Regions from separate parts of the Homo sapiens genome. Here region 1 is linked to region 2. The links are chromatin contacts, found by Hi-C or POLR2A ChIA-PET in ENCODE. All regions are on one chromosome and are shown on one strand. Each heading gives the region's core, a stretch centred on a gene start or an enhancer-like site at or near the end of the contact. The rest is flanking DNA. Distances are from core to core; before and after follow the strand shown. Region 1 overlaps CD200R1L-AS1 (CD200R1L antisense RNA 1). Region 2 overlaps CCDC80 (coiled-coil domain containing 80).

Region 1 (4,489 bases), core at 275-2,774, 210 kb before region 2:
ATGAGGGGGATGATAGTAGTCAAACTTAATTTTAGAAGGCACATAAGAACATTGAAGGTGGACGCAGGCAGGGAAGAAAGGCATGCTGGGAAGAGAGGACAGCATGGATGAAGGCAAAGTAGTGTAACAGGGTGTGTCTCTTTCAGGGCAATGGGGAAATTGTCCATATCATCTCCTCACACAAACTCTACATTTCATGAGGTCATCTGAGGACAGAAGACTGCTATTAAGAATGCCAGGAGAGTTTTGCAGGACAAGCAAATCTTGATCAATTTACAATGTTTTCTGAACAGAATGTCCAAATATTCTGACTGATTCACCCAACATTGATTTTAAGATTAAATAAGGAGCCAAGAACATTGGTTTATACAAAGTAGAGAACCAAAGAGAGGCTGGGGAGAGGCAGTGAGTCTGACAGACGATGTCTCTAATCTCAGAAGGGTGGGACTTGGTTTCTGAGCTGGGTAAAGCTGGCAGAGTAGAGACAATTCTCCTTATTCTGGTTTTTCTTGATAAAACATGAAAATTATTCTTGCTCTTAACCCAGTTGAAGAGAGGGCTTGGGGAATAATCTTTATACATTTCTAAATGTCCTTGTGAAAAGTGTCATAGAAACCCAAAGTCTTATTATCCATCCTACCTGTTTCCAAATGCTCCTCATGCACACATTGGTGTGTTCCTCCCTAGAATGTCTCTTCTCCTTAAGACATGGGGGGCCAACACACAGATAAAACATTTTTAGTTGTGACTTCTTCAGTTTGAAGCTCCCACATGTTGAGGAGGGAGCTCTTCAGAGTATAATAGTCACCAGGGAGGAAAGAAATAAGCATCTCTGCACAGGGGAAGGAGGTCATGGGGCTAATCAAGAGAATTTGTAAATATGACAGGAGGGTGACAAAAAACATTCACAGGCTCACATTCAGAAAAAGTAAATTTAACAAGATAACACTAAAACAAGAGGAATCGTGAAGTTCAACCAAATGTTATGACTTTTAAGGGAAAACAATATGAATATCTTTCCAAATCACTGTCATGATTTGCCTGTTCCTAAGCATGCCATCCTCCTGGGAAACAGGTTGTATGTGATTATGAGACTAATCGTTTACTCTTGTTTCTTAACATAATAAAAATGCCTGACTACATCAAAACTTTTCAGTTTCTCCTTAATGTTATCTTTCTGAAAACAGACAGCAAGAGACCTGCTGAGGAGGGCAGTCTGTGGCTAAGATGAGAGTTTACTATACTTCTGAAGGACATTTTATCTACCATGCTGCTTCCTGGGTGCTGTGAGGCCACAGAACCTGGAGAGGAAGCAGGTCTCCTCTGTCGTGGGCACTGCGTGGTCAGGTCATGCTGTTGAGAAGATTAATCTCAGATGTTACTGCCGAGCCTTGGAATGGACATAAACACTTCCGCGGACCTGAGTGAAGCCGTGTGGGAGACAGGAGCCAGACCAGGTCTTTTGTGTGTGTGTCTCACTGCAGAGCTTACAGTTTATTTGCAATTCCTGCACTCCCAACTTTAAGGCTTTTTGCTGAGGACACCATCTGCGACATAACACCTTCAAAAAAACTCTCCCACAAACTTTCCCATATTCCATGTAATGGAAAATTGCAACACAATTTACAAGACATTGAAAACCAAGGAGTGGCCCAAGATGTCAGCTCCAAGAAGCTACAGTAAATGTCTTGGGACCAGAAAGAATGATTAAGCAACTGGCATTCCAGCAAGAAGCATCTGTCTTTTGTCACTCTCCCCAAAGCAACATATAAATGTGCAGAGGAAGGCTGCTATTTCAGTAGGGGCAAAGGAGGTCAGCTGTTTGTAACATTTTCCATCATTCTCTCACAACTAAAACCCAAATCCCATTACTTTCCAACTGCCTATCAGGAGAGGGTGTTTGCTGATGCAGCCCAAGGGTGCCTAATCGCTATCCCCAGTAACCCATGGCAGCCCTTGCATCCTGGAGGATGATTAAATGGCAGATCCTAGGGAGGAGTTGGATGTGAAACCTTAGCCCTATGCCAAACTGGGCTTAGGTTTTTACTTTTTTTTTTTTTTTTTTTTTTTTTGCTTTTTTTTAAGATTTCTATCCAAAACATGCTTTCCTTGGCAGCCTCCCCAGAGGACTGTGAAGTCATAGGGCATAAATTATCCAACTCTTACCTCTGCAGGATGGTAAAACAGATTTAAGAAGACTTGCAAATTGCAGCTGTTCTTGGGCAAGGGCTCTGGCCAGGTCGAAACCAGCAGATCCACCGGTAGTGCACACACATACACACAGGCTGTGTGACAATCCATCTTCAGCTGCCATCGAACACTAGAGCAAGGCTATCTGTGTTCACCCAATCACTCCAGCTTTGTGCTTAACTTCTCACAGTTAATTGTTCTTTTCTTTAATGACTACTTTTCAAAAAGACTAGGAAGTGTGGAATTTATCAGTATTTCTTATTAATGGGTAAAAGATTAAATAGTTGCATCCTACCTTTTCAGTCTATTCTCTGCCACACTCCTTTTATTCCTAACCACACACCCACTGTCCAGCTTTCTTAGAAATTTCTCTCTATCCTTTCCTTACTGCATATTCTGCCTTGGCTTGTGCTGTTTCTTCTAAGATGAAGGTCTTTACCCTCACCCGTATCTTACAAAAGGCTGTTTTCTCTTCAGAGCTACTGCATCTGTGAAAAATTCCTCGGTGCCTGGTTCTGACTTAGGCATTGCTCTACCATAGCAATTCTTTTTATGGTATTTTCTGGATGATCAAGGCCCTAGGCTTTACAGGTATTTGTTTTCATGTGTCTCCACCACTAAGTTGTGAGATTCATGAGGGCAGACAACATATCTCATTTACTTTGCTGTCTTTCAAACTGCCTAGCACGATGTCTTATATATAGGGAATACTTAACAAACATACACTGAATTTGAATTTAAAAACTCAAGAACTGAGAAATATATGACCACTAAAGGGATACATGGATACATTCAGCACATGAATAAATAAAGTTCTATATGACAAAGAATTAGATACAATATTTGCAACATATGTAAGACAAATTGAATACGTGAATGCCAACAAATCCAAAGAAAAAGACAGAAAATCCCATAAACACATGGGCAAAGGAAATAAAATGTCATTTTACAAGATAGGAAAAATGAATGTTTAATAAACGTATGAAGTGATATTCAAACTAAAGAGTAATAAGAGAAGTGCTAATTAAAAATAGCTGAGATATCATTTTTTCATATATCACATTGGTAAAATTAATAATTTTGATAGTATTAACTATTAAAAGAGGTGTAGGGAACATGCAGTTTCTGATGGGAGTGCAAGTTAACACATCCATTTCAGAGAGCAGTTTGCCAATATGACCTAGTAATTCCACTTTTCAGTGTCTACTCAAAGTACTACTATTTGTGTGCACGAGGAGGTAAATATTACAACATGACTTGTAATAGCCAAAAAAAATGGGAAATAAACCTTACTATCCTTTTTTAGGGAAATGTGATGCTATGAAACAGTGAAAAGCAATGATTTTGCCTCAGCAGAGTGGCCTTCTCTGACTGAAATGCCACTCCTGCCTATATCCTTTCACCCACTTTCTTTGTCTTCATAGCACATATCACTTCATGTTATTATATTAGTTATGCACATGCTTATTTGGCTATTATCTTTCTCCCTCTCTAAAACGTAAGACTGATGAGAATAGAGATGTAGCCCGTTTCTCCAGTGGCATATAGGGAGCCCCCAGTAGATATTGCCTGGTGTACTATAGGGACTCAATAAATTGTTATTGAATGAATAATGTTGAACTACATATAACAACATAGAAAACTCACCAAGGCATATTGATAAGAAGAAAAAGAAGTTTACAGAATAATTCATATAGGATGATATAATTCATGTAGAATAAGTACAAAATGATTTCTTTTTGTAATATTATCCTAATAATTTCACTGTCTCCTCGTTCCCTCCTGTTTCTAACGTGGCTATTCTAGACGCATTACCTCAGCAGAAAGATGTAAGTGGACAAAAGGTGGAAATATCACCTACATGTCTCTTCCTACCTCTGCTTTTTAAAAGCATCCAAGCTTTAGGGGAACAGAGGGATTTCTGAGTCTTCTCTCCCATCCTACCCCCGAGCCTAAAAAGCAAAACAAAACAAAAATTCTTTGAACTGAGAGGACAGGACAAATGGAGCAAGCAATGGGACTGTGGATTCCTTTGAGTGAAGCTATCTCTCCCAGGCAGTACCCAGAAGGTGAAAGACCCCAAAGGGAGTTTTAGCAGCTAAGAACCTGGATGGCACTGCAGGAATTCTCTTGCTATAATAGCACTACAGATAGAAGACTGATTTTTAATCTTCCAGCCTTAATGTGGCAAAGGTAGTCTCCAGTTCTAAACAGCTGAAAAGATGGGAACAAGAGTTTTCTTCCTAAATGCCTATGGCGCAGATGATTTAGAGGACCAGATACTTTTCTAACCATTACC
Region 2 (4,678 bases), core at 299-2,798:
TATTCACAATAGTTTAAATATTCCTCTAGATCTTAACAGAATTGATATTTTCACTTTTAACAATGAAATAAGCTTTTTATCATTAAGATGTGTCAAAAGGTAAGCTGTAGTTACAGAGAAGTAACTAAGCTAATTGGAAATAAACTTAGAAAGATAAACTATATAATCCTTGTTAGTGACAAATTTTAAAGAAATTAGTCTTGCCAGGATTAAATTAAGGAATTGGTTTTATACTTTGTAACATTCCTACAAAAGACACATCGAGTGCCCCAAAGTTTGACCCTAATCGTGTTGCAGAAAGCAGGGACATTTAATTTCTAGTAGAAAAAGCCCCAGCAAACTTCTTTAATTAGATTTTGAACTAAAGAGAAGAGGCTCATGGGTCCTCCCTATTCTCACAGTAATTTCCTCACACTTTAATGTTTTCATGGGCTCTGACTGTTTAATCTACTAACAATAACTATTCCAATGTTATTCTAGGGAGCTCTGTTGTTGAGCGAGAAGACGTACCAGCCCATTTGGTGAAAGACATTCGTAACTATTTTCAAGTGAGCCCGGAGTACTTCTCCATGCTTCTAGTCGGAAAAGACGGAAATGTCAAATCCTGGTATCCTTCCCCAATGTGGTCCATGGTGATTGTGTACGATTTAATTGATTCGATGCAACTTCGGAGACAGGAAATGGCGATTCAGCAGTCACTGGGGATGCGCTGCCCAGAAGATGAGTATGCAGGCTATGGTTACCATAGTTACCACCAAGGATACCAGGATGGTTACCAGGATGACTACCGTCATCATGAGAGTTATCACCATGGATACCCTTACTGAGCAGAAATATGTAACCTTAGACTCAGCCAGTTTCCTCTGCAGCTGCTAAAACTACATGTGGCCAGCTCCATTCTTCCACACTGCGTACTACATTTCCTGCCTTTTTCTTTCAGTGTTTTTCTAAGACTAAATAAATAGCAAACTTTCACCTATTCATGAGTTATTATTGAAACCTCAAATCATAAAGACATTTAAAAGAATTGTTTTTCTAACTGGAGGGGCTCTAGTGCTAAATAATAGTACTGAAAATTGATATTATTTTCCTTTTCTTATATGAAGGACCTTATTTGGCATATAAAATTTTATAAAATATGTATTTAAAGCTTTTTCTTATTTTTTGTATTAATTGGTAAGTGAAAACTCTGTTAAAGATCACACCACAATGTTTTCAAGAAACATCTGAAAAGATAAAACAAAGAACAAATAACTTATAATACTTACTTAAATTGACACTTTTTGAAATGCCAGTCTGAAAATAATTAAGATATCTCTGCTTTGTATGAGTTTCTTTTATGAAACTTGATACCACGGGAGTCCAGTAATATTGGCCACAAAAGCCAGAGAAAGTACCAAGCCCAGCTTTGTTATCATAGCCACTTCCTGCCCTGCTTCTGTTATTTTTAGTGTTTTTTCAGATATAAATCGGGGTCCAGGAAATCCTCACCAGAATCTGGCACTGCAGCCAAAGGCGATACTTCCAGAGTTCTAGTAGGCTGCTATGGAATTTCTGGCATGAAAATTCTTGACCCCTCACACTTTACCCCCTGTACAGCACAGGCATACCATGGAGATATTACAGGATCAGTTCCAGACCACCATAATAAAGTGGATATCGCAATAAAGTGAGTCACACAAAATTTTTGGTTTCTCAGTGCATATAAAAGTTATGTTTACACTCTTTAGTAGTCTATTAAGTGTATAATAGCTTTATGTCCAAAAAATGTACATGTTTTATTTTAAAAATACTTTATTGCTAAAAATTGCTAATGATCATAATCTTTTTGCATTGATGTTGATGGCTGCTGAATGATCAGGGTGGTGGTTACTGAAGGTTGGGGGTGATGGTGGCAATTTCTTAAAATAAGACAGCAATGAAGTTTGCCACTTCGATTGACTTTTTCTTCATGAAAGATTTCTCTGCAGCATGTGATGCTGTATGATAGCATTTTACCAGTAGTACAACTTCTTTTGAAATTGGAGCCAATCCTCTCAAACCCTGTTGCTGCTTTATTAATGAAATTTATGTAATGTTGTAAATCCTTTGTTGTCATTTCAATAATGTACATAGCAACTTACGCGAGTAGATTCCATCTCAAGAAATCACTTTCTTCGTTCATTCATAAGAAGCAAGTCTTCATCTATTAAACTTTTGTAATGAGATTGCAGCAATTCAGTCACATCTTCAGGCTCCACTTCTAATTCCAGTTCTCTTGCTATTTCCACTATGTCTATAGCAGAGCTTCCTCCAATGAAGTCTTGGGCCTCTTAAAATCATCCATGAGGGATGGAATCAGTTTCCGAACTCATTGATCTTCCTATTTTGACCTTCTCCCATGAATCACGATGTTCTTAACAGCATCTAGAATGGTGAATCCTTTCCAGGTTTTTAATTTGCTTTGCCCAGATCCATTAGCGGGATCACAATCTGTGACAGTTATAGTCTTACGAAAAGTGCAAATGACTCCTTGATTCCTGTGCTGCACAATAGGTATTGTGTTAGCAGGCACGAAAATATTAATCTCCTTGTATATCTCTATCCAAGTTCTTGGGTGACTGGGTATATTGTCAGTGAACAGCTATATATATATATATTATAGTGGTCTGGAACTGATCATTTATATATATATTTTATATACATATATAAAATATATAATATATATTATATATATATATATTTTTTTCGAGATGGAGTCTCGCTCTGTCACCCAGGCTGGAGTGCAGTGGTGCGATCTTGGCTCACTGCAACCTCTGCCTCCGGGGTTCAAGTGATTCTCCTGCCTCAGACCCCTGAGTAGCTGGATTTACAGGCGCCCACCACTACACCCAGCTTATTTTTGTATTTTTAGTAGAGATGGGGTTTCACCATGTTAGTCAGGGTGGTCTCGAACTACTGACTTTGGCCTCGGCCTCCCAAAGTGCTGGGATTACAGGCATGAGCCACTGCGCCCGGCCCGAACAGCAATATTTTTAAAAGATTCTTTTTTTTTCTGAGCAGTAAGACTCAAAAAGTGAGCTTAAAATGTCCAGTAAACCATGCTGTCCATAGACATGCTGTCATTCAGGCTTTGTTGCTCCATTTATAGAGCACAGGCAGATTAGATTTAGCATAATTCTGAAAAGTCGTAGGATTTGGGGAAATGGTAAATGAGCATTGATTTCAACTTAAAATCACCAGCTGCGTTAACTTCTAACAAGGAGTAAGCCTGTTGGTTGAAGCTTTGAAGTGAGGCATTGACTACTCCTCTCTAGATACGTAAGTCTGAGATGGCATCTTCTTCCAATATAAGGCTGTTTCATCTCTTTTGAAAATCTATTGTTTAGTGTAGCCACTTTCATTAATTATCTTAACTAGATCTTCTGGATAACTTACTGCAGCTTCTACATCAACATTTGCTGCTTTACTTTGCACTTTTATGGATGCACAAGGCTTCTTTTCTTCAAACTCATGAACCAGACTCTGCTACCTTCAAACTTTTTTTCTGAAGCTTCCTCACCTCCCTTTAGCTTTCATAGAATTGAAGAGAGTTAGGGCCTTGCTCTGAACTAGGCTTTGGCTTAAGGGAATTTTGTGGCTGGCTTGATCTTCTATTCAGATGACTCAAAGTTTCTCCATATCAGCAGTAAGGCTGTTTTACTTTTTTATCATTCATGCATTCACAAAGTAGCACTTTTAATTTCCTTCAAGAACTTTTCCTTTGCATTTACAACTTGGTTGTTTGGCATAAGAGGCTTAGCTTTCAGCCTGTCTCAGCTTTTGACACACCTTCCTCACTAAGCTTATTCATTTCTAGCTTTTGATTTAAAGTGAAAGATTGCAACTTCCTCTCACTTGAAATACCTGGAGGCTATTTTAGGGTTATTAATTGATCTACTTTCAATATTGTGTCTCAGGGACTAAGGAGGCCTGAGAAGAAGGAGAAAGATTGGAGAAAGGTTGGTTGTTGGAGCAATCAGAACATACACACATTTATTAAGTTTACTGTGTTATATAAGTGTGGTTCATGGTGCCCCCAGTAATTATAATAGCAACATCAAAGATCGTTGACTACAGATTTTAATAACAGAGATAATAATGAAACAGTGTGAAATATGGCAAGAATTACCAAAATGTGACACAGAGACATAAAGTGAGTACATACTATTGCAAAAATGATGTCAACAGACTTCCTTGATGCAGGGTTGCCACAAACCTTCAATTTGTAAAAAATGCAGTATCTGAGAAGTATAATAAAATAAGATGTGCCTGTACTTACTTGCTAATGGACCTATTACCATACTGGCATCTTATAAAAAAAATTACAAGGAAGGAGATTATATCCAGGGATTCTTTTTGTTTTCAAGGCAAAGGTTACCAAGTTACAATGGACCAAAGTAGCTGGAATGCAAAGGAGTATAATCCTTGTCTTTGAAAAAAGAGCATTTGTTTCAATCATATGGCATATCAAAGTAAACTTTCTCCCTTCCTCCCTCCTTTCGTTGCTGCTGCTTCTTTTTTTTCTCTTTTTTTTTTTCTTTTTTTGGAGAGGGTCTCACTCTGTCACCCAGGCTGCAGTGCAGTAGTGCAATCTTGGCTCACTGCAAACTCAGCTTCCCTCAAACAATCCTCCCACCTCAGCATCCCAAGTTAGCTG

The links. Hi-C counts contacts between places; a loop is a spot of excess contacts on that map. ChIA-PET counts read pairs that join two places held with the same protein, here RNA polymerase II (POLR2A).
Region 1: a loop to region 2 is called in a map of heart right ventricle, with 2.9 times the contacts of the local background. The contact joins two enhancer-like sites. A Hi-C loop is called at or near these places in 1 of 168 maps with a recorded cell type or tissue (heart right ventricle). POLR2A ChIA-PET finds 5 or more read pairs at or near these places in 1 of 52 experiments (activated T-cell).

Annotation. Positions count from the first base shown.
Region 1 is chr3:112,808,971-112,813,459 of GRCh38, reverse strand. All of the region lies in intron 1 of CD200R1L-AS1 (CD200R1L antisense RNA 1), which reads right to left. Among named protein-coding and RNA genes, the nearest start is that of CD200R1L-AS1, 8.7 kb to the right of the region's middle. Within about 2 kb of position 1,524, at least 6 of the 41 ENCODE cell types and tissues checked have a DNase peak (open chromatin) inside an H3K27ac peak, as active enhancers do.
Region 2 is chr3:112,601,566-112,606,243 of GRCh38, reverse strand. It overlaps CCDC80 (coiled-coil domain containing 80), which reads left to right. Exons shown (of 8, transcript NM_199511.3): 8 at 481-4,678. The coding sequence ends at 827. Among named protein-coding and RNA genes, the nearest start is that of CCDC80, 37 kb to the left of the region's middle. RefSeq lists an enhancer at 2,187-2,356. Within about 2 kb of position 1,548, at least 5 of the 41 ENCODE cell types and tissues checked have a DNase peak (open chromatin) inside an H3K27ac peak, as active enhancers do.